Regions from separate parts of the Homo sapiens genome. Here region 2 is linked to region 1. Evidence: chromatin loops called from intact Hi-C (ENCODE). Cell type or tissue: mammary epithelial cell. All regions are shown on one strand. Links, peaks and the distances in the headings refer to the core of each region. The heading gives the core; the rest is flanking DNA. Region 1 overlaps CT62 (cancer/testis associated 62). Region 2 overlaps LRRC49 (leucine rich repeat containing 49).

Region 1 (17,614 bases), core at 6,442-10,441:
ACAAACCTCGTGTTTTCATCCTAACTGTGCTTCAGAGAATTGTGTCCCAGCAGGAAAGGAAACCCCCGTATAATTCCCTACGTTGCTAGCATTTGGAAGTGGGATGAAAATGGACCTACATTCAAACCCCTAATTTCAAGCTCTGAAGGAGGTACCAGGATCCATCACGATGCTTGTAAAATTGTTCCTTTCATTTTCCTGGTTGTAAACTTATGCAGACTGTAAAGTCAAGGCAAGCCTGTGCCCAGCAAATAATAAGAAAATAAGGGAGGCATGGTAAACAAAACAAAACACTTTGAGAGTTGGTCAACTTGCTGTTATTTTGAGCTGTTTCTAAAAATCTCAGGGTAGATTCCCTCCCCTGCTTGCCTCCTTAACCCAGTCCTTTTTCTTCCTCCTCCAGGAACTCTGGAATGCTGACCTACAGTCTGAGTTCCTGTGCCCTTGCCTGGGGCTGACTCTCTACTTGACCTGTAACCCACAACTGGGCAAGAGAAAATTCTGCAGCCACAGCTCTGAGGACATGAGCAAAATGGTTTCCAGACGGAATGTCAAGGATTCCCATGAAGTGTCAGGGAGTCTTCAGGCCACACTTCAGGTTATCTCCTTCTCTTTCCCTTTTCTGCTTCACACTTGCTCTCATCCTCTTTCTCACCCCACATCTGGTCAGAGGAGATAGGAAGGTTCTTGTTACCTGGTACAAGACAACTTTTGGAATCCCAGATATTCAGATTATTTCCCCTTTTCCTCTTTGCAAATGATAATACTCACAGCCAAGAGGCATCACCCGGATCCGAGGCTGCTTCTCCTTAGGACATGCAGACAGAAGGAGAAGGCGGGGCTGGCAGCCTCCAGTCCACAGCCTCCCTTTCTTCTTCCGGCGATGATTAACTAGGCCTAGACAATGGAGATCTACGGCATACGCCCAGGGCCTCCTCTTCTCAAGCATGGCTGATCAGTCACTTTCCCGTCTATCCTTCATTTATTGAAGCCAACTATGAACGACTAAAGGAAGGATGAGAAAAGTCACCCAAAGTCAAAGGGGACAGCGTGGGAGACTGTTCTAGACAGAAGGAAACACCTTTGCAAAGACCCTGAGGAAGGCAGGGGACTCTCCAGGAGCAGAAGGGCTGTGTGGCTTCAGAGTCCACAAAAGAGAGCAGATACAGGACACTGGCTAGAGCAGGCCCTGGAGCCCGCTGCTGTCCTGGAGGCCTTGGGGAGGCCCAGTGTTCCCAGGGTGGAAGAAGTAGGGGACAGCTTGACGTAGTGGCTGTTGATCAGCTGATATGGAAGTATGTCATTTTATTAACAATTGAGAAAGGAGTGCTGTGCAATTCCATTCAATGCCAGTGATGCTTATGGCCGTTTTTATGAGTTCTGTCATTTTCAAATGAGCAAGAGGAAGCCTCTAAGGGGGTTTAAGCAGGGACTGACGTAATCAGATCTGTGTTTTTCCAAAGGGAGAGGGAGAAAAAGAACATTTCTTATTTTTCAAAAAAGGTAATGCAAAAGCATCATTCCACAATTCTCTTGTAATGAAAAAAATAAATGCAAACTTAAGCAAATCCATCATTCTGAAAGAATATCCTGCGTCTGCCTTTTCCTTCCTGGGAGACTCTCATAATGAGGTCCTGTCCTTCACCCATTGCTCACACTGCCGCCTGGTACCCCTTGTGACCAGGACTGCAAATCTCCAAGACAACTGGAGCAGGGTGGGAGAGCTCAGCCAGGAAGCAGCTTCTCTGTTTGAGGCTAATCAGCTTACATTGTGCTTGAAATTGCTGTCACCTTGGCCTTGTTGGCAATTTTCCCTCTTCAGCAAACCGGCTTTCTTGTTGAATGAATTAATTTTTATAAAATCTCAGAGATAGGGCATATCCAATGAACACTGGCCAGATATGGCTTATGTATAAAACCAGGGCACTACAAACGACAAAGTCACACGGTCTCCAAGTTCATGGCTTTGCCTTGCCTCACTCACCTTCATCCTGCCTCTCTTCAGCACACAGACCACCTACTATGTGCTAGTTGTAGCGGCTCACCAGACAGTGCTGCCAGAGTGTTCCTGGGTCCCACGTTCCTTTTTTTTTTTTTTCTCTTTTAGTGTTTCCTTTCACCACTCTGTGTGTGATGGTGGACACTTTTGCTTATGAGCAGCAGTTTGGTGTCATAAAAGAAAGCAGTCAGTCCCCCAAACACTACACCGCCATTGCTCTCTGGCCATCCCATCGTAGAAGTCACCAACCTCCAAACTGCAGTCGCCTCCCCTATGGAATGGCAAGAACCTAATTATACCTGTTGGGAGAGAATGGGACGGGCTCACACCAACTTGTATAGCCCCTTCCAGTTCTCAGATCCACGAATCTCTCAGAAACTCTGCAACAGGGAAATTATGTGGCTCGTTTTGGATCCATCTGGGAAAAGATGACATACTCAGAGAAGTATGTGACTTCTTTTTTAAAAATTTCAAGCTGCATTTGGAATAGCTTCTTTTATTCCCTGTAATGCAGAGAATTACCATGCAGCTCTAGTGCCACATCATGGCTTACAGACAAAACTCCCCACGATGTGTCTTGAGTCATGAAGACATTGATAGAGCTGCTGTTTGTTGACTTGGGTAGGATGAGAGAACACCTGAGTGGGTGACCCTGAAATGGCTCCTCTATTCCTCTGGTATTAGGTGTTCATCCAGAAGCTACAGGATCAGTGTTCAGGACCAGCTTCTTCCTAAGTTCATCTTTCTTTATTTAAAAATCTCAGAATTCTAGAGGTGGAAGAGAGTATTTTCTCTTTTTGTTTTTTTGTTTGTTTTTTTGTTTGTTTGTTTGTTTGTTTGAGACGGAGTCTCACTCTGTTGCCCAGGCTGGAGTGCAGTGGTGCGATCTTGGCTCACTGCAACCTCCGCCTCTCACATTCAAGAAATTCTCCTGCCTCAGCCTCCTGAGTAGCTGGGACTACAGGCACATGCCACCACACCCAGCTAATTTTTGTATTTTTTTAGTAGAGATGGGGTTTCACCATGCTGGCCAGGATGGTCTCCATCGCTTGACCTCATGATCTGCCTGCCTCAGCCTCCCAAAGTGCTGGGATTACAGGCGTGAGCTACCACGCCCGGCCCTATTTTCTCTTATTCAGATTAAAAAACAGAGGCCCAGGGGAAAAAATGAGTTGCAGACATTCACACCGTGAGAATGTGGTCAATCAGAAATAGGAACCCATCTGGTGGGCCTTGAGCTATTCCAGTGAGCCCCCTCCCCATTGTCCTGTCCCTTGGAAGTCCATGGGTGGAGAAAACCAGGGGCTTCAGGCTGTCAGAAATAGCCATGGAAACTACTTAGGACATCTTGAATTCCAAATATCATACATGTTAAAGCTAAGGATCTTCCCGGCTCAAAGCATATTTAATCTAATCAGGTTATTATTTTTCTTCTTTGGAGTTAAGAAGAAGCCTTGTGGGTTTTCCCTCATGGGCTTGTCCCAAAGCTTAGCCCAGCAATGTGGACCCCAGTCTCTGCTACTATTCATGCCGCTTTCCAGAACTCAGCCTCTTGCCAGAATTCATCTTCTATGAACCTTGGGTTTGTTCAGGAACAGTTTTGAGGCCTGAGAAGCATTTCTTCCATAGCACTGGGACAGCTCCCACCTCCAGGCCCCAGCAGCCTGAGCCCTACAGTGGCCACCTCATCTCAATGTCTCCATTGTAAAGAGCTGCACCTATCCTTGTATCTGCCAGCAAGCAGGCCACATGGAGGTGGAAGACATCAGAGGAGGCAGAGGAGCCCTGCATTGGCTGCATGCTTTGGGCGCAGGTTTCCTAGGAGGAGAGATGGAAGGTTGCAGAGTGGAATGGACAGAAAACGAAGCAGTGATTCAGGAAAAAATAATAGCAGCTGGTTTTCATCTGGGTACTAGCCTTATGACCTTGAGCAGTGGCTTAACCCTGCTGAGCCTCAGTTTCCTCATCTGCAGAGCAGGCTTGACACTCACTAACTGCTGAATTCTCTCAAGGGGGAAAATGGGGAGAAAACACTCTCATGTCCTGTGCCTTCCCCATTAGCATCCTCAGTCTGAGAGAAGTTGGTCTGTTCTTGGTCCGTCCCTTTTTTCTGGCTAGCTATATTGCCATTCTTCCGTTGTCACGGGAACATTCCAAAGGATGAATGAAGGGTATGGGATCAAGCAGAGGCAAACATGAGCAAGAACAAGCGTGTAGATTAAGATACAAACTTCTCCTGACCCAGTCCTGTGAGTGGAAAATACCACACAATGGGAAAGAAACCAAATCACCCTGACATGCAATCAGATATTGTGGTGTAGGTCAAAGGGTGGGCCAAAAGGCTTGGTTTCTTTTTCTTTCCTTTCTTTTCTTTTTCCTTTTCTTCTCTTCTTTTTTTCTTTTGCTTTCTTTCTTTTCTTTTGCTTTCTTTCTTTCTTTTCTTTTTCTCCTTCCTTCCTTCTCTCTTTCCTTCTTTCTTTCTTTTCTTTCCTTCTTTCCTTCCTTCTAAAAACAGGTAATTGCAAAAGGAAAGAAAACAGGAACACATTGTTTCTTTTTGATTGATTAAGTTAATTGCACATGTCAAACTTTTTACTTGTCAGCATCTGAAGTTTCCTTGAAGCTAATAAGAACTTTCTTCTGGATAACGGTTTCATGAAGACAGCACATCAGGTTGTGAAAGGCACATTGGTTTTAGAGTTAAACAAATGTGCACTTGGAGCCTTGCTGTGCTAACTTCCTGACTGTGTGACTTGGAAAAGTGACTTACTAGTCTGAGTTTTTCAACTGTCATGTGGCTATAATGATTTTAGAGGGCATGGTTGTGGTAATCATGACTCAAGTTCACCAATTCGCCTTCAGGGACGAGATTTCACTTCCCCTCCCTTTGAAGTTAAATGTGGCCAGGTGACTTGCTGTGGCAAATGGAATGTGACTTCTCTTTTTAAATTTTTTTTTTTTTTAAAGCTGGTAGCTGCTTTAAGACTCAATGTACAAATCATCGTGTTCCTTCCCACTGGTGCTAGGGTTGTGGAATCCTTGGTTAGCCTGGGTCTCAGAGGACTGTGATCTGTAAGCACCCCCACCATTCTTTGAATGTACAGCATCAAATCTCCCACTGAGATTTGAGTTTGTTACTGCAGCAAAACCTAGCATACCATGACTGATATAATGGTTGATACAATAAAGTATGATGACATTTGTAAATACAACTTGGCAATGGTAAAGTGATCAGAAAGCCTTGTTATTTTAGTGTTCAGAGGTAATTGTGCTGATTAGTAGGCCCAAGTTAAGGGATAAATTCCTGCATGGGTCAGGCAGGCTGCAACTTTACCCCAGATCATTTTTCTCCACCAGGGGCCAGAATCAGGAAAATCTGAAAAAACTCCCCCAACAGATCTGCCATGGTACCCAAATACCAGTTCTGCCTTTGAGATAAAGGCCAATCTGTGTACTGAAGGTGGGAGCTTAGGGAAAGTCATCAGGCTCTGGGAGTGGAGAATACTCAGGAATGGTGGGGAGGCACAGTAGTGGGAGTGGTCTTGAAGAGCAGCTGTGTAGAACTGAGGCCTGCGTCACAGTGGGAAGTCCTTGCAATTTGAAGGTTAAGCACACTGTGCACGAGATCCCTGGCCCTCTTCTCTCACCATGATACACACCCTGTCCTCCCATAATAATTTTCTCCTGTAGACCTTCCACAATAATTTATTCCAAGTCATTCTTTATGCCACCTAAGTCTGGCCTTTGACCCTCACCTCCAGGCTCCCATTTCCCGGATATTTTGGCAGGTGCTTCAAGTGCAATGTGTTATGGATAGAACATATCACTTCCTGTCCCACCCCCCAAACCCTCTTTCCTATTCCATACTCCATATCTGGATGAGGAGCTATCATCTTCCCAATCATTCAAGCTCAACATCTCAAGAGGGCTCATGGCCCTGGAATGCTCTTTTTTTCTCTATTAATATAAGAGGGGAAAATGCAAGCCAGAAAAACAATTGAAGGCATTGTGCAGGCCAGGTGAGGTTGTGGTTCAATCTTGGTGTGAATTTGTTCCTTTGAGAATTCGTCTTTGGGTGGAATGCCTCTAATTGTGGACTCAGAAAATAGGATGAAATGTAGAGGAAAAGAAAATAGGATAGTGTAGTGTGATAAGAAGTATATTTGGTCTTTGTCCGTGGTCCTGGCACAGAGAATCTAAAACCCTTGGAATTTCCTCAGTCATGAGGTGTCCTTTCTTATTCTTAAGGAGCCTCTTTGGAGCACACCTGAGTTTATGCTAATGAGGTAATTTAGGGTAGGACCCCAGATAGCCTCAGGATGGGACTCAACACCAGAAAAACTAAGGGATTAGAAGGTTGAAACTTTCAGCCCTACCCACTGACCTCCAGGAATGGGATGGGAGGAAATTAAATTCTATGAAAACTCTGGGAGAGAGGGGTACCCCAATTCTACAGGGACAAAAGCTCCTATGCTTTGGACCCTTCTAGACCTCACCTAAGTCTTCATCTGTATCCTTTATAATAAACGAGTAAATGGCCTGAGTTCTGTGAGCTATCCCAGCAAAGTATTGCTGAGAAGGTGGGTAGGGGAAACCCCAATTTGCAGCTGGTTGGTCAAAAGTACTAGAGACCTGGCCTGGTGATTGACATCTGAAGTAGAGGCTGAAAACTAAAAATAAAATCCTAAGCCCCTCAACAGCTGAACAGACCCCCTCTTGGCTAAGGGGACCCTAGAAAATCCTTAAAAATGGAATTCCCAGCATGACACAAAGGGAGGTGATATATCCCCACCCTTTTGGAGTTTAGGCACAACTGACCACCATTAATATTAAAATACAGACCATAAGACTAACAAAACAGACTCCTTGTGACAATAAGATATCAAATTATAAAGAGGACATAAGGCCGTGCCGGACAAGGGCTAAGTCACTCAGCCCTACGGGTCACTCTGACCTCGAATATTGGTTCACATACTTCCTTATCTTAACTTAAAACTTTCTTTTCTGTTGACTCCAAATTTTTACACAAAGCTCTACTCCTTTAACCAATTGCAAATTAAAGAATCTCTGAATCCGCCTATAACCTGTAAACTCCCACTTCAAGATATCACACCTTTTCGGGCCGAACCAGTGTATACCTTCCATGTGTGAATTTATGTCTTTGCCTATAACTCCTGCCTCCCTAAAATTTATACAACCAAACTGTAATCTGACTGCCACAGACACACTTTCTCAGGACCTATTGAGACTGTGTTCTCTAGGCCATGGTCACTCATATTGGCTCAGAAGAAACCTCTTTAAAATATTTTCAGAGTTTGGTTTTTCCATTAACAGGGCAATCTTGTGAGACTGAGAACTAACCCTGTGGGATCTGATGCTTAGCTCCAGGTAGACAGTGTCAAAATCGAATTAAATCGTAGGGCATGCAGCTGATGGGAGCAGAATTGGAGAACTTCTTGGGATGGAGAAAAAGCCCCACACATTTGCTGTCAGAAGTATTGTGTGAGCGAAGAGAAACAGTCTGTTTTCTCCAGATGGATTGCCTAATTCTTTCCGGCCATATAATAAAGAGTTATTGCTGGTCAATAAGTTTTGTTTTTTATGAAACTTTGCAGGGGCCGGGGGTGGGGGAGACAATAAATGCCATACATATAAACAAAGATATCATTTCCCACATAGCAAATGATTGATGATTTAAAAAGCAAAAAGAGAGCCTTATTCCAGAAAAGATGGAATAAGTAAGGACACACTAAATGTAACTATAAATCCTGGACAGAATGGATGGAGGAGCTATCTGAGAGTTCTGAAACATAAATCATAGCAGGTGGCTTTGGGAAGAAGACCAGAATTCAAAGTCCCACTAAATCAGTAGTGAATTTTTTTCCCTCCCAGTATCAGCCAGCCTAGACTAAAAGGCAGCCATAAAGCTGGAAGTGTGCACCAGAGGAAGACAGAAAGAGCTGCAAGAGAAGTCCTCTCTAAAACACAAGAAAGGAGATTCTGAAGAGTCAGAGAGAGAGTGGGGTGCAGGGGAACTCCTGGTGTTTTTTTTTTTCCTTCTTTCCAGCCTCAGCCCACAGGCAATATTGTAGCAGCAGTGGTGGTGGCAGAGGCTGAGGGGGTGGGAGTGGAGCTAGGCAGTCATCTAAGATTCCAAGAGAGGGGAATTATTCTGTTTGACTGGAGGAGCAGTGTTCACAAGAGTGTGTGGCAAATCTTTCTTCCTTTTTTTTTCACCTTTCTCCTCCTGCCACTTGACTCCAAACACAGAAACAGTCATGGTAAGTGTGGCAGAGCAGAGAAACTGAAGCCCAAGCTTGCTCACTGGAGGGCTGAAAAGGGAGGCCCCAAGGAGCCAGAGGGTGTTGGGGAGATCACGGAGAGTAGGGAGCTTAAGTCAGAAATCCCACAAACTTATGTTTTAGCTCCTGGGCTCACCTCCAGGCTACACATGTATGGATCTGATCCTAAACACCATACCACATGTTTGGAGAACTGAAACTGCAAGGTAGACCCCAGTCCAGGCCCATGATTGGCCACTGGGTGGCACACACACAGGACTGATCTGAATAGCACTGCACTCTGAAATCAGAAATGATATTGAAACCACAGCCCAAGAGGCAGGTTTGGACTCGCAAAAATAATATAATCTGTTTCATTTCCTGCTTCAAAAAAAAAAAAAAGCCTTCTTTTTAGGATTTAAGTCAGACCTGGGGTCCTGTAATATTCAAAATGTCTAGGATATAATCCCAAATTACTCAGCATATGAAGAACCATGAAAGTCTCAACTGACAAGGAACGAGACAATCAACAGACACTAACCCTGAGAAGATACAGATGTTAGAATTACCAAACATTTTTTAAAGCAGCAATTATAACCATGTTCCATAAAGTAAGGGAAAGTGCTCCTGAAACAAATGGAAATACCGAAATTCTCAGGGGGGAAAAAAGAAGATATAAAAACAGGCCTAGTGGAGTGGCTCACACCTGTAATCCCAGCACTTTGGGAGGCCAAGGCAAGTGGATCACCTGAGATCAGGAGTTCGAGATCAGCCTTGGCAACATAGTGAAACCCTGTTTCCACTAAAAATACAAAAAATTAGCTGGGCATGGTGGCAGGCATCTGTAATCCCAGCTATTCAGGAGGCTGAGGCAGAAGAATCTCTTAAATCCGGGAGGTGGAGGTTGCAGTGAGCCAAGATCACACCATTGTACTCCAGCCTGGGCAACAAAAGCAAAACTGTCTCAAAATTTAAAAAAAAGGAAGATATAAAAACAAACCAAATGGAAATATTAGAACAGAAAAAGAGAAGGACACTAACTTAAATTTCAGATTAACTGGATGAAAAATTAACTTAAAGATAGATCAATAGAAATTATCTAATCTGAACAACAAAGGAAAGAAAATTGAAAAAGAAACCCAGCAGAACCTTAGGGGCCTGTGGGAAAAAATACCAAAAAGTTTAATATTTGTGTCATTACACTCCTAGAAGGAAAAGAAAAAGGATGTTGAATGGGAAAAAAATATTTTAAGAAATAATGGTGGAAAAACATCACATTTCACAAAAGACATGAACATGGAAATTGAAGAAACTCAGTGAATCCCAAACAGGATAAAATCAAAGACATCCACACATTATAATCAAACTTATGAAAACTATTAAAATAAAGAAAATATCCTGAAAGCAATCAAAGATAAATGACTCATTTCAGGTAGAGAAACAATTATTTAAATGACTGTGCATTTCTCATCAGAAACCATGGAAGCTGGAGGGAAGTAGAATAACATTTTTAACATACAGAAAGAAAAGAATTATCGGCCCTCCACAGTGGCTCATGCCTGTAATCCCAGCACTTTGGGCGGCCAAGGGGGCGGATCACCTGAGCTCAGGAGTTCAAGACCACCCTGGGCAACATGGTGAAACCCCGTCTCTACGAAAATACAAAAAATTAGCCAGTCGTGGTGGCATGCACCCGTAGTCCCAGCTACTCAGGAGGCTGAGGCACGAGAATCGCTTGAGCCTGGGAGATGGAGGTTGCAGTGAGCTGAGATCATGCCACTGCACTCTAGTCTGGGCTACAGAGTGAGACTCTGTCTCAAAAAAAAAAAATAAAAAAGAAAAGAAAACTACCAATCCAGAATCTTATATCCAGTGGAAATATCGTTCATGAATGACAATGAAATAAGGACATTCTCAGATAAAGTAAGAAAATTCCTTGATACCAGACTTGTTCCATAAGAAATGCTAAGGAGAATTCTTCAGACTACAAGGAAATTAAATCGAGGGAAACTTTAACAATAGTAATGAAATAAGAGCAACTGAAATGGTAGATACCTGGAAAAATATAATAGATTTTAAGTTCTTTGAAATATGTGAAAGCACAAATTGTAACATTGACTGATGGAATTTTCAATGTATGTAGTCATCATAATACATAATACTATGATGACTACGTAAACAGGGGATGCCAAAGGTACCTATATGGTGAGAAGATCTAATATTTATATCATTTATGTGTTTATACCATTTAAATTTAATGCAAGAATTGAGTACTCCTCTTGAAATTATAAAATATAATAGTAATATAATAGCAGACCATATACTGTAATCTCTAGAACAGCTACTAAAATTTTTTTCCCAGAGATATAGTAAAAATATCAATAGAAAATTAAAATAGAAGACAAAGATATTCAAATATTTCAGAAGAAAGTAGGAAAGGGAAAATGAAAATCAGAAGAAACAAACATAAAATATGTGATAAAATGGTGATCTAAGTACAAACATATCAATTTTATTTTATTTTATTTTATTTTTTATTTTACTTTTTATTTTTATTTATTTTTTTGTGTGACAGCGTCTCACTGTGTCACCCAGGATGAAGGGCAGTGGTGTGATCATGGCTCACTGCAACCTTAACCTCCCAGGCTCCGGTGATTCTCCAACCTCAGCCTCCAGAGTAGCTGAGACCACAGGTGTGCAGGCCACCATGCCTGGCTATTTTTGTATTTTTTTGTAGAGACAGGGTTTTGCCATGTGGCCCAGGCTGGTCTCAAACTCCTGGGCTCAAGTGATCCATCTACCTTAGCCTCCCAAAGTGCTGGAATTACAGTCATGAGCCACTGCACCCAGCCCTCAATTCTTACATTAAATTTAAATGGTATAAACACATAAATGATATAAATATTAGATATCTGTTTCTATGTAACAAATTATCACAAACTTAGCTCAAAAGAACATATGTTTATTATCTCAGTTTCTGTGGGTCAGGAATGCAGGCATGGCTAAACTAGGTCCTCTGCCCCAGGGTCTTTCATGTACCTACAACCAAGGTGTTGGCCAGGGCTGAGGTCACATTTGAAGGCTTTACTGGGGAAAAATCTGATTCTAAGCTTGCAAGCACAGTTGTTCAGACAATTTCATTTCTTTTGGGCTGTTGGATTGAAGGCCTCAGTTTCTTGCCATGTGAGCCTCCCCAACATGGCAACTTACTTCATCAAAGCCAGGAAGAGAGTGAGTCTATGGAGAAAAACTGCTAGCAAGACAGAAGTTACAATCTTAGATAGCACAATCACAAAAGTGACATTCCATCACCTTACCATATTCTATTGGTTGGAAACAACTCACAGGACCTCTCCAAACCTGTTCATACTTAAGGAGTGGAGATTAAACAACAATATAAATCCAAGAGGTAGGACTCAATAGAGGCCATTTTGGAGTCTGTCCAACAGACCTACCAGTTAAAAGACAGAGACTGAATGAATTCAAAGCAAACAAACAAAGAAAACTAAGAAACAACTACATACTGCCTAAGAGAAACTCACTTTATTATGTTTTAATTTTTTGAGACAGTATCTCAATTCAAAACAAACAAACAAAGAAAACTGTCACCCAGGCCGGATGACTGTATGTGGCACAATCACAGCTCACTGCAACCCTGACTTCCTGGGCTCAGGTGATTCTTCCACCTCTGCCTCCCAATGGAACCACAGGTGTGTGCCACCACGACCGGCTAATTTTTGTATTTTTTGTAGGGAAGGGGTTTCACCATGTTGTCCAGGCTGGTCTCAAATCCCTGGGTTCAAGCGATCTGCCCCCCTTGGCCTCCCAAAGTGCTGGGGTTGCAGGTGTGAGCCACCATGCCCAGCAAAATCCACTTTAAATATAATAATATATTTATGATCAGAATAAAAATTAAAATATGGAAAGAAAGCTAAACCATATAATCACTAATCAAAAGAAACCTGGAATATAATTTTATTATTAAAATCAACTTTAGAACAAGGAAAATTACCAAGGATAAAGAGGACACATTGCATAATAATCAAAAGAGCCAATTCACTGTGAAAACATAGCAATCCTAAATGTATGTATACCTAACAATAGAATTTCAGAATACAAAATCCAAAAACTGATAGAACTGAATGGAGAAATGACAAGCCCATAAAGTTGAAGACATCAAAGCTCTCCCCTCAGTAACTGATAGTATAAGTAGACAGAAAATCAGCAAAGACATTGAAGAACTGAGCAACACCACCAACTAATTGATTCTAATGGACATTTACAGGTCCACCCAGTGGCAGAATACACATTTCTTTCAAGTGTACATGGAACATTTTGGGCATCTGATGCACAATACAACTCTTCCCCAGACCACCAGGAGGCAAGGTCTGTGGCCAGAGAAATATAAAAGTGGTGGTCATGGGGTGGAGTAGGAGGCATTTTCTTACTTCACCCTCTAACCCATCCCTGACTCTCTTAAAGGTCGCTGTGAGACCTTGGTGAGTGCAAACTGAAATGAAAAGGTAGTTCTCATTGTAATCCAATTGCAACCAGTTTAAACAATTGAGAACAAATTTTATTTGCATACAAGTATTCAAGCAAGTTTGATTGGATCAGACCTGGATTTTAGGCTTGCAGGTGTCTGATTTTGAAACACAAAATCCAATATTTTCTGCCTGGGAAATATATATATTTTTAATGTAGTTAATATAAATTACCTTTCTACTTCAGTTTGACTATTAATTGCATTGTAACTTAACTTGTATTCTTATTGAGTCTCTACATGTTTTCTTCCACTTCTGCACTAGTTTACCATTTGGATGAGTATATTATATATCAGTCCAGGTGTCTCCCAGGCAGTCAACATAATTCTGCATTCATTTTCGCACTGCCCATCAGCCAGGAAGTTGCAACTAAGTAAAAATGATGAATGTCCCTATACCCAATGATGATCTAGTTCATAAATTTTTTAAATAAAAAATGTGGGGCCAGGTGCAGTGGCTCAAACCTGTAATCATAGCACTCTGGGAGGCCAAGGCAGGCCAATCGCTTGAGCCCAGCAATTTAAGACCAGCCTGGACAATATGGCAAAATCCTGTCTCTACAAAAATACACAAATTATGAAATCATGTCTCTACAAAAATACAAAAATTACAAAATCCCATCTCTACAAAAATACAAAAAACCTAGCTGGGTGGTGGTGGCACGGGCCTATAGTCCCAGCTACTCGAGAGGCTGAGGTGGGAAGATCACCTGAGCCCAGGAAGATGAGGTTGCAGTGAGCCATGATCATGGCACTCTAGCCTGGGTGACAGAGCGGGACCTTCTCTCCCCCCAAAAAAAAAAAAAAAAAAAAAAAAGTGAAAGAATTTTTATTGGAAAGTTATATTCAGGTTATAGAAGAACTGTTCCGCAGCTCACATAGTCAACATATTTACTATAAAAGCAGCACTGCCTTGGGACACAGTGTGCTCACAGATCTGGAGAAACAATTTCTCTTTGAAAATGTGTCCTATTGTGGGTCTGGCTCCTATGAAGTAATGCAAGTGTATTGTCCCTGTGAAAAAAGATGTTTCCCCAAAAACATCACTGCGAGAAGGTCAGCACTGGGCATGAAGTTTATTCCCACAGAGGGACGCTCATACCTAGATAATTGGGGGAAAATTTTTTTGGCAAAAAACTTGCCTCAGTTTCATTAAAACACACGACAGTGATCAGTGTAAGAAATAATTTTAGTGTCAAGAGTAATCTATAGAGCAATGAACATTACAGATTGTGTGATGAATCAGGAAAGAGTTTGCTTTGGACTTAAAAAAAAAAATATATATATATATATATATACATCTTTCTGTGACCTATGAAAGCAAAATGTAAATTATAAGATATAACGTATAACAACATCTGTAACCTATCTGTCTCTTTTTTCCCCCTCAATAAAGAGGCTTCTTTGTTGTCTCATTTGGTTGTTGTTGTTTTTTTTTTTCGAGACAGAGTCTTGCTTTGTCACTCAGGCTGGAGTGCAGAGGTGCTATCTTGGCTGACGGCAACCTTGACCTCGTAGGCTCAAGCAATCCACTAACCTTAGCCTCCGGAGTAGCTGGGACCACAGGCATACGCCACCACTGTCTGGCTAATTTTTGTATTTTTTGTAGAGACGGGGTTTCACCATGTTGCTCAGGCTGGTTGCGAACTCCTGTGCTCAAGCAATCCACCCGTCTCAGCCTCCCAAAGTGCTGGTATTACAGGCGTCAACCACCGTGCCCAGCCTTTCACCTCAATAAATAGTTAATAACATATTTTTGAAGCTATTTAGCAATGCTGCCAGGTTGATCTGGTTTAAACTATTCAAAGCTGGTTGAATAGTTTCAATAACTTTTCCCAAACAAAGGAAAAGCTATTGAAATCAGAGCTGATTTGATCCAGTTTGAATCAGCCTATTTTGACAAATGTGACTTTAAACCATTTTAATTTCATTAGGATCTGTTTGCTCTACTAAGAATCACTTTACACTGTTTTCCCCTAATATAAAGCAATATCACTTGCCTGAATCCAGTTTCCTCTTTCTGAACTGCTGTGATTCAATTCACGTTGGTCTGATCCAGTAAGGACAAGTTAGATGCAGGCTTATCTGGTCTCGATCAGCAGGAACTGCTTGGAATCTGATGTGTCAGTTTGGGACTGTTTTATCCTGTTTGAGCTGGCTTTACCCAATATGACCCAGGAAGGTTGGCTTGACCTGATTAGAATCAATGTAAGCAGGTTTTAACCAACTTGGAATCAGTTTGCTTCTTAAAAAACCAGTTGGCTTTCCTTAGAAATATGATGTTCGGAATGGCTTAGCTCATCTGAGCCTATTGTGAACCACACTGAGTGAGGTTACAGCAGCTCTTCCATCTAGTCTGAAACACAAAAATGTGGAAATGCTAGAAGGCCAGATTACAACAGGGTTAGAGTATAAAGGAGGTGGGAGAAAATGAAAGGTATTGCATTTATACTCATCTAGATACAGGTTGAGAGAGAAACTCAGGGTCAAGAGATGATTTTTTGTTGGTTTGTTTTTAAATATGGAGAAAAGTCCCCAGAGAGGTAGGAGGGCACAGACTAGAGGGACTGGGTTGGAAACCAAGCAGGATCAAATGTATATTGTAATTACCTTAGGGGATTATATTGAAATGGTAATGGTTAGTGCTAATATAAAAGAAAATTTTTTTTTTTGCCATTTTTTTTATTATACTTTAAGTTTTAGGGTACATGTGCACATTGTGCAGGTTAGTTACATATGTATACATGTGCCATGCTGGTGCGCTGCACCCACTAACTCGTCATCTAGCATTAGGTATATCTCCCAATGCTATCCCTCCCCCCTCCCTCCACCCCACAACAGTCCCCAGAGCGTGATATTCCCCTTCCTGTGACCATGTGATCTCATTGTTCAATTCCCACCTATGAGTGAGAATATGCGGTGTTTGGTTTTTTGTTCTTGCAATAGTTTACTGAGAATGATGATTTCCAATTTCATCCATGTCCCTACAAAGGACATGAACTCATCATTTTTTATGGCTGCATAGTATTCCATGGTGTATATGTGCCACATTTTCTTAATCCAGTCTATCATTGTTGGACATTTGGGTTGGTTCCAAGTCTTTGCTATTGTGAATAATGCCGCAATAAACATACGTGTGCATGTGTCTTTATAGCAGCATGATTTATAGTCCTTTGGGTATATACCCATTAATGGGATGGCTGGGTCAAATGGTATTTCCAGTTCCAGATCCCTGAGGAATCGCCACACTGACTTCCACAATGGTTGAACTAGTTTACAGTCCCACCAACAGTGTAAAAGTGTTCCTATTTCTCCACATCCTCTCCAGCACCTGTTGTTTCCTGACTTTTTAATGATTGCCATTCTAACTGGTGTGAGATGGTATCTCATTGTGGTTTTGATTTGCATTTCTCTGATGGCCAGTGATGATGAGCATTTTTTCATGTGTTTTTTGGCTGCATAAATGTCTTCTTTTGAGAAGTGTCTGTTCATGTCCTTCACCCACTTTTTGATGGGGTTGTTTGTTTTTTTCTTGTAAATTTGTTTGAGTTCATTGTAGATTCTGGATATTAGCCCTTTGTCCGATGAGTAGGTTGCGAAAATTTTCTCCCATTTTGTAGGTTGCCTGTTCACTCTGATGGTAGTTTCTTTTGCTGTGCAGAAGCTCTTTAGTTTAATTAGATCCCATTTGTCAATTTTGGCTTTTGTTGCCATTGCTTTTGGTGTTTTAGACATGAAGTCCTTGCCCATGCCTATGTCCTGAATGGTAATGCCTAGGTTTTCTTCTAGGGTTTTTATGATGTTAGGTCTAACGTTTAAGTCCTTAATCCATCTTGAATTGATTTTTGTATAAGGTGTAAGGAAGGGATCCAGTTTCAGCTTTCTACATATGGCTAGCCAGTTTTCCCAGCACCATTTATTAAATAGGGAATCCTTTCCCCATTGCTTGTTTTTCTCAGGTTTGTCAAAGATCAGATAGTTGTAGATATGCGGCATTATTTCTGAGGGCTCTGTTCTGTTCCATTGATCTATATCTCTGTTTTGGTACCAGTACCATGCTGTTTTGGTGACTGTAGCCTTGTAGTATAGTTTGAAGTCAGGTAGTGTGATGCCTCCAGCTTTGTTCTTCTGGCTTAGGATTGACTTGGCGATGTGGGCTCTTTTTTGGTTCCATATGAACTTTAAAGTAGTTTTTTCCAATTCTGTGAAGAAAGTCATTGGTAGCTTGATGGGGATGGCATTGAATCTATAAATTACCTTGAGCAGTATGGCCATTTTCACAATATTGATTCTTTCTACCCATGAGCATGGAATGTTCTTCCATTTGTTTGTATCCTCTTTTATTTCCTTGAGCAGTGGTTTGTAGTTCTCCTTGAAGAGGTCCTTCACATCCCTTGTAAGTTGGATTCCTAGGTATTTTATTCTCATAAAAGAAAATTTTTATCTTTTATCATAGAACTACAACTTTGGTTAAACAATGTATGTAGCTGATTATATTCTTTTGACAATTCTATCAAATTTCCAAGAGTTATAGTTTTCTCCCCTCCCCCAAGACATTTGGAGAGCACATGGACATCTGTGTCCCGGCCTCACGGTACCTCCCTCATCCCCATGGAAAGAGGAAGATGAGAGAAGGGAGGGAGGCCTTTGGCAGCCAAGGGAAGACAAGTTTCAGGAGTTCATGAAGCACCATCCCCCACCCCCAGTGAAGACCCTACCAGAAGGTCTTATGTTCTGAGCTATATTGAGTGACTGCCTCATTACCACTCCCTACTGTTATGTGGCAAGTGT
Region 2 (4,000 bases), core at 1-4,000, 59 kb after region 1:
ATCCTGTCCTTTGCAGCAACATAGATGGAACTGGAGGCCATAATCTTAAGCAAATTAATGCAGAAACAGAAAACCAAATGCTGCATATTCTCACTTATAAGTGGGAGCTAAGCACTGTGCACACATGGAAGATGGGAACAACATAAATATGGGAACAACATAGAGGGTGGTAGGGGTGTGGGCTAAACAACTACCTGTCTGGTACTGTGCTCATTACTAGAGTGACAGGATCCATACTCCAAACCCCAGCATCACATAATACTCTCATGTAACAAATCTGCACTGTACCCCATATCTAAAAGGTGAAATATTTAAAAATAAAATAAAATAAAGATTCATAATAAGAAAAAATGCTTAAATCATAATGTTATGTGAAAAAAATAAAATTTTTTTTGATAGGGTTTGGGTTATATGAATGTATGAATTGTCAAAACTCAGCAATTGTACACCTAAGATTTACATTTCAGTATATAAGTTTTACCTCTAAATGGAAAAATTTACAAAGAAAAATACTCTGTAGAATACTGAATCTCAATTAATGAAATGCACGCTGAATTATTTAGGCAGAAGCATACTAATGTCTGCAATGACTGTGAGATGAATTTAAAAAATACGAAGGTAGACTGATGGATGGATAGACACATAGATATGTGATAAAGTAAGTACACTGTATGGTACGATGCTAATAGTTGAGTGTAGGTTTTGGACGTATGGATGTTTATTGTAAAATTCTTTCAACTTTGCTGTATGTTTGAAATTTTTATTAAAAAGTTAGAAAAGAATGCATAAAAACTATTGAAGAAAATATATTGAAGTCTCATTAAGATTGTTTCTGAATTCTTGGCTCACGCCTACAATCCCAGCACTCTGGGAGGCTGAGGTGGGCAGATCATGAGGTCTGGAGATCGAGACCATCCTGGTTAACATGGTGAAGCCCCGTCTCTACTAAAAAAACACAAAAAAAATTAGCCAGGTGTGGTGGTGGGCGCCTGTAGTCCCAGCTACTCGAGAGGCTGAGGCAGGAAATGGCATGAACCTGGGAGGCGGAGCTTGCAGTGAGCCAAGATCACACCACTGCACTCCAGCCTGGGTGACAGAGGGAGACTCCGTCTCAAAAAAAAAAAAAAAAAAAAAAAGATTGTTTCTGAGTTCTGAGAACATTAGTATGTTTTCCTCCTTTTTAATATTTTCTTCTGTTTCCCAATGCTTATGATTTTTTAAATTAATTTATTTTTTGGAGACAGGGTCTCACTCTGCTGCCCAGGCTAGAGTGCAGTGGCATGATCTCCGCTCACTGCAACCTCTGCCTCCCAGGCTCAAACGACCCTCCCACCTTACCTTCTCCAGCAGTTGTGACCACAGGCGTGCACCACCACACCCAGCTAATTTTATTTTTTGTAAAGATGTGGCTTTGCCATGTTGCCTAGGCTGGTCTCAAACTCTTGAACTCAAGCAATCCACCCACCTCAGCCTCCCAAAGAGCTGGGATTACAGGCATGAGCCACCACACCTGGCCCAAATGCTTATGATGTTTAAAATAAAATATGTTTTAAATTCCTGATTAATTAATGTAAGTTAACAATAAGTCCAACCTGCACTAACTTTCCTTAACAGAGGCATATTTTAAGAATTTTCTTATGACATATAAGGCATCTCTAAGCAATCAATCACCATTCACAGGTCAAAATGCTGATTTGATATAGTCATGTACTAAAACAATAGGTCATAGATTGACCAGTCTTAAAAGTATGTACAGATTTTTGATGTGTGATAAGCAACAAATGGTTCCAGCTGGCCTCTTCTCTGAAGATCTTCCCTCACTCTGAAATACTATAGTCTGAACATTAGCCACCTATACTAAGTTAGCTTGTTGATGAGAACAGAATGTAGCTGCTCCCTTTTCGCACTCAGTAAATCTGGACTACATAGGAACTCCTACAAAGAAGGACAAGTGTGAGTCACTAGAGATCAGCAACTAAAATGAGCAATATTTTACAAGCAATGCATTTACAAGTAGAAAGCATAGAGCATATTTAGTGAATGCTTCTTTTACAGATTTCCAAATTGCTTAAAATAGGATTTTGAATTTAAAAAGACAAAATTCTATTATTAAGATTGGAAGATTTTTTATAATAATTTAGGGATAACAAAAATTAAAACAATTAAATGATATATTTTGTTAAATCATTTATGTATTATACAATTGAAAATAAATTCTTCATAACTGGCACAGTATAATTTACAGTGCTTTAAAATTTTCTGCTATAGTTACTTCCACTGTTTCTCTAGGGACATGTTGATATAGAATTGTATCTGCTATAATAATCCTTAATTTAGTAACTGTGTTTGAAAGCATTTCTACTTCATGATTTCTCCTCTCCTCCAAGCCAACTATTCTGCATCTCCTTACAATATGCCCTATAAGTCATCAGGTGTCTGCCAGGATGACTCACTCTGCCTGTCCAGGATGATCCCATTGAAAGCACGTTAGAGACACCTCTCTTGCCCTGACCTGTCAAGGAGTTGTTGCTCCTTGAGTAATGCTTTTTCCATTCCCAAATGCTTTCATATACTCATCTCTTTTTGTCTCACAATATCCCTGTGGGATTCATAAAGCAAGTATTTTACAAGTTCAATTCTGATGAGATAAACTATATACAATATTGTTTACATTATTTCATTAAACTAGAATTTTGTTGTTATGAAGATGGTTTGGGAAAAAGAAGGTCAACAGTGGGGTTTGTTATAGAGCAATTTTAACTATAATGGTACTTGTATTAGGATTTAATCCATATCTCCATTTTATAAGTGGGAAACAAGGTCTATAGAGATTGAGAGATCTGCTCAGGATTAAGCATCTTCTATTAATACTTCCATAGAGAAAACTCTCTAATCTAGTCCTTGAAGAACTTACAGTCTAGTTGGGAGATGGCATGCACATATAAAAAGTCAACTAAAAACATAAAACAGTAGATACATGCTGAGTAAAACGTTCAGACAGCAAATTACAAACAGTGTTCAGAAAAGAGAGAGCCCTTTGCACTAGGGTGGTCAAGAAAACTTGAGAGAGCACCATGATATACTGTGAACGTGTCCAAGGTCAGAATTAGGACTCCATTCTAGAGGCGGCTCAGTCAATAATTCAACGTGACCCTCAGTAACTCATCTGAGTTTCCAGTTTTCCTCATCTAAGAATAGCATTAGATTCTTTAAAGTCCCTTTCAGCACTCTGATTCTATGTCCATCTTAAATCTTTTTTAGATGAGTCAGGAGAATAGATGGACAACTACCAAGCAACAGAGTTATGACATGTATAATGAAAGGGTCTGCTTAACCTGATTTGTGAAGAACTTACCTCAATTAATTTTCTCAACAACTCAGGATGTATGGAAGAGAGACTGAGCACTTTGTGCTGCAGTGATTTAAGTATTTTTCAAGATGTAAGGAGCATGGTATAAGTGAAGGAATGCTGGGCTGTGAGTCGAGAGAGTGATTAAGGGACTTCAGCAAGGTCTTTCAAGTACTCAGAAGTAGAATCAGGGGCTCAAATCCACATCTCCTGATTGTTAGATTAGTGTTTCTTTCCAAATATTTTGGGGCTTCAGATTCCTTCTTTCCTCTTTAAAATTTCTCAAAGCAGGAGTCAACATTCCCTGTCTTTACTTTCTTATAGCTTAATTATTGCTCATATCACTTTAATCAAGACTCTGCTTACATGACTGCACTGAAGCTATCTGTTTTTAAAAATCTGCATGCCTGTAGTTTCAGCTACTTGGAAGGACAAGGTAGGAGGATTTCTTGAGCCCAGGAGCTCAGGGACAGACTGGGCAACATAGAAAAAAACAAAAACAAAAAACACAATCACCTTGAATGACTGTCCAATTTACCAAAACATTTTCCTTTATAGTTTGTGCATCTATGGTGTTAAAAAATCATAGCCAACCCAATCAAGATCATAAAGATTTTCTCTTCTTATTAAAATAAAAACTTGAAACTTTTG

Evidence for each region. Peaks named below come from ENCODE experiments on the same cell type or tissue, not always from the same donor. Only the 100,000 strongest peaks of a DNase experiment are listed, where the experiment ranks them.
Region 2: it touches region 1 in a loop (4-fold over the local background); 1 of 110 quality-filtered maps calls a loop at or near these places.

The regions. Positions count from the first base shown.
Region 1 is chr15:71,094,216-71,111,829 of GRCh38, reverse strand. CT62 (cancer/testis associated 62) reads left to right here. Exons shown (of 4, transcript NR_168260.1): 4 at 404-1,586. It also overlaps a transcript of THSD4 not described here. Among named protein-coding and RNA genes, the nearest start is that of THSD4, 12 kb to the left of the region's middle. RefSeq lists enhancers at 8,157-8,266, 8,407-8,456, 8,627-8,696. In mammary epithelial cell, for the core only: a CTCF peak has its summit at 8,514 (motif pointing right); a DNase peak (open chromatin) is centred at 8,589; H3K27ac peaks cover 1,437 bases.
Region 2 is chr15:71,042,023-71,046,022 of GRCh38, reverse strand. The region is part of intron 15 of LRRC49 (leucine rich repeat containing 49); the gene reads right to left. Among named protein-coding and RNA genes, the nearest start is that of THSD4, 71 kb to the left of the region's middle. In mammary epithelial cell, for the core only: no CTCF peak of the experiment used is centred there; DNase peaks (open chromatin) are centred at 1,872 and 2,472; H3K27ac peaks cover 3,467 bases.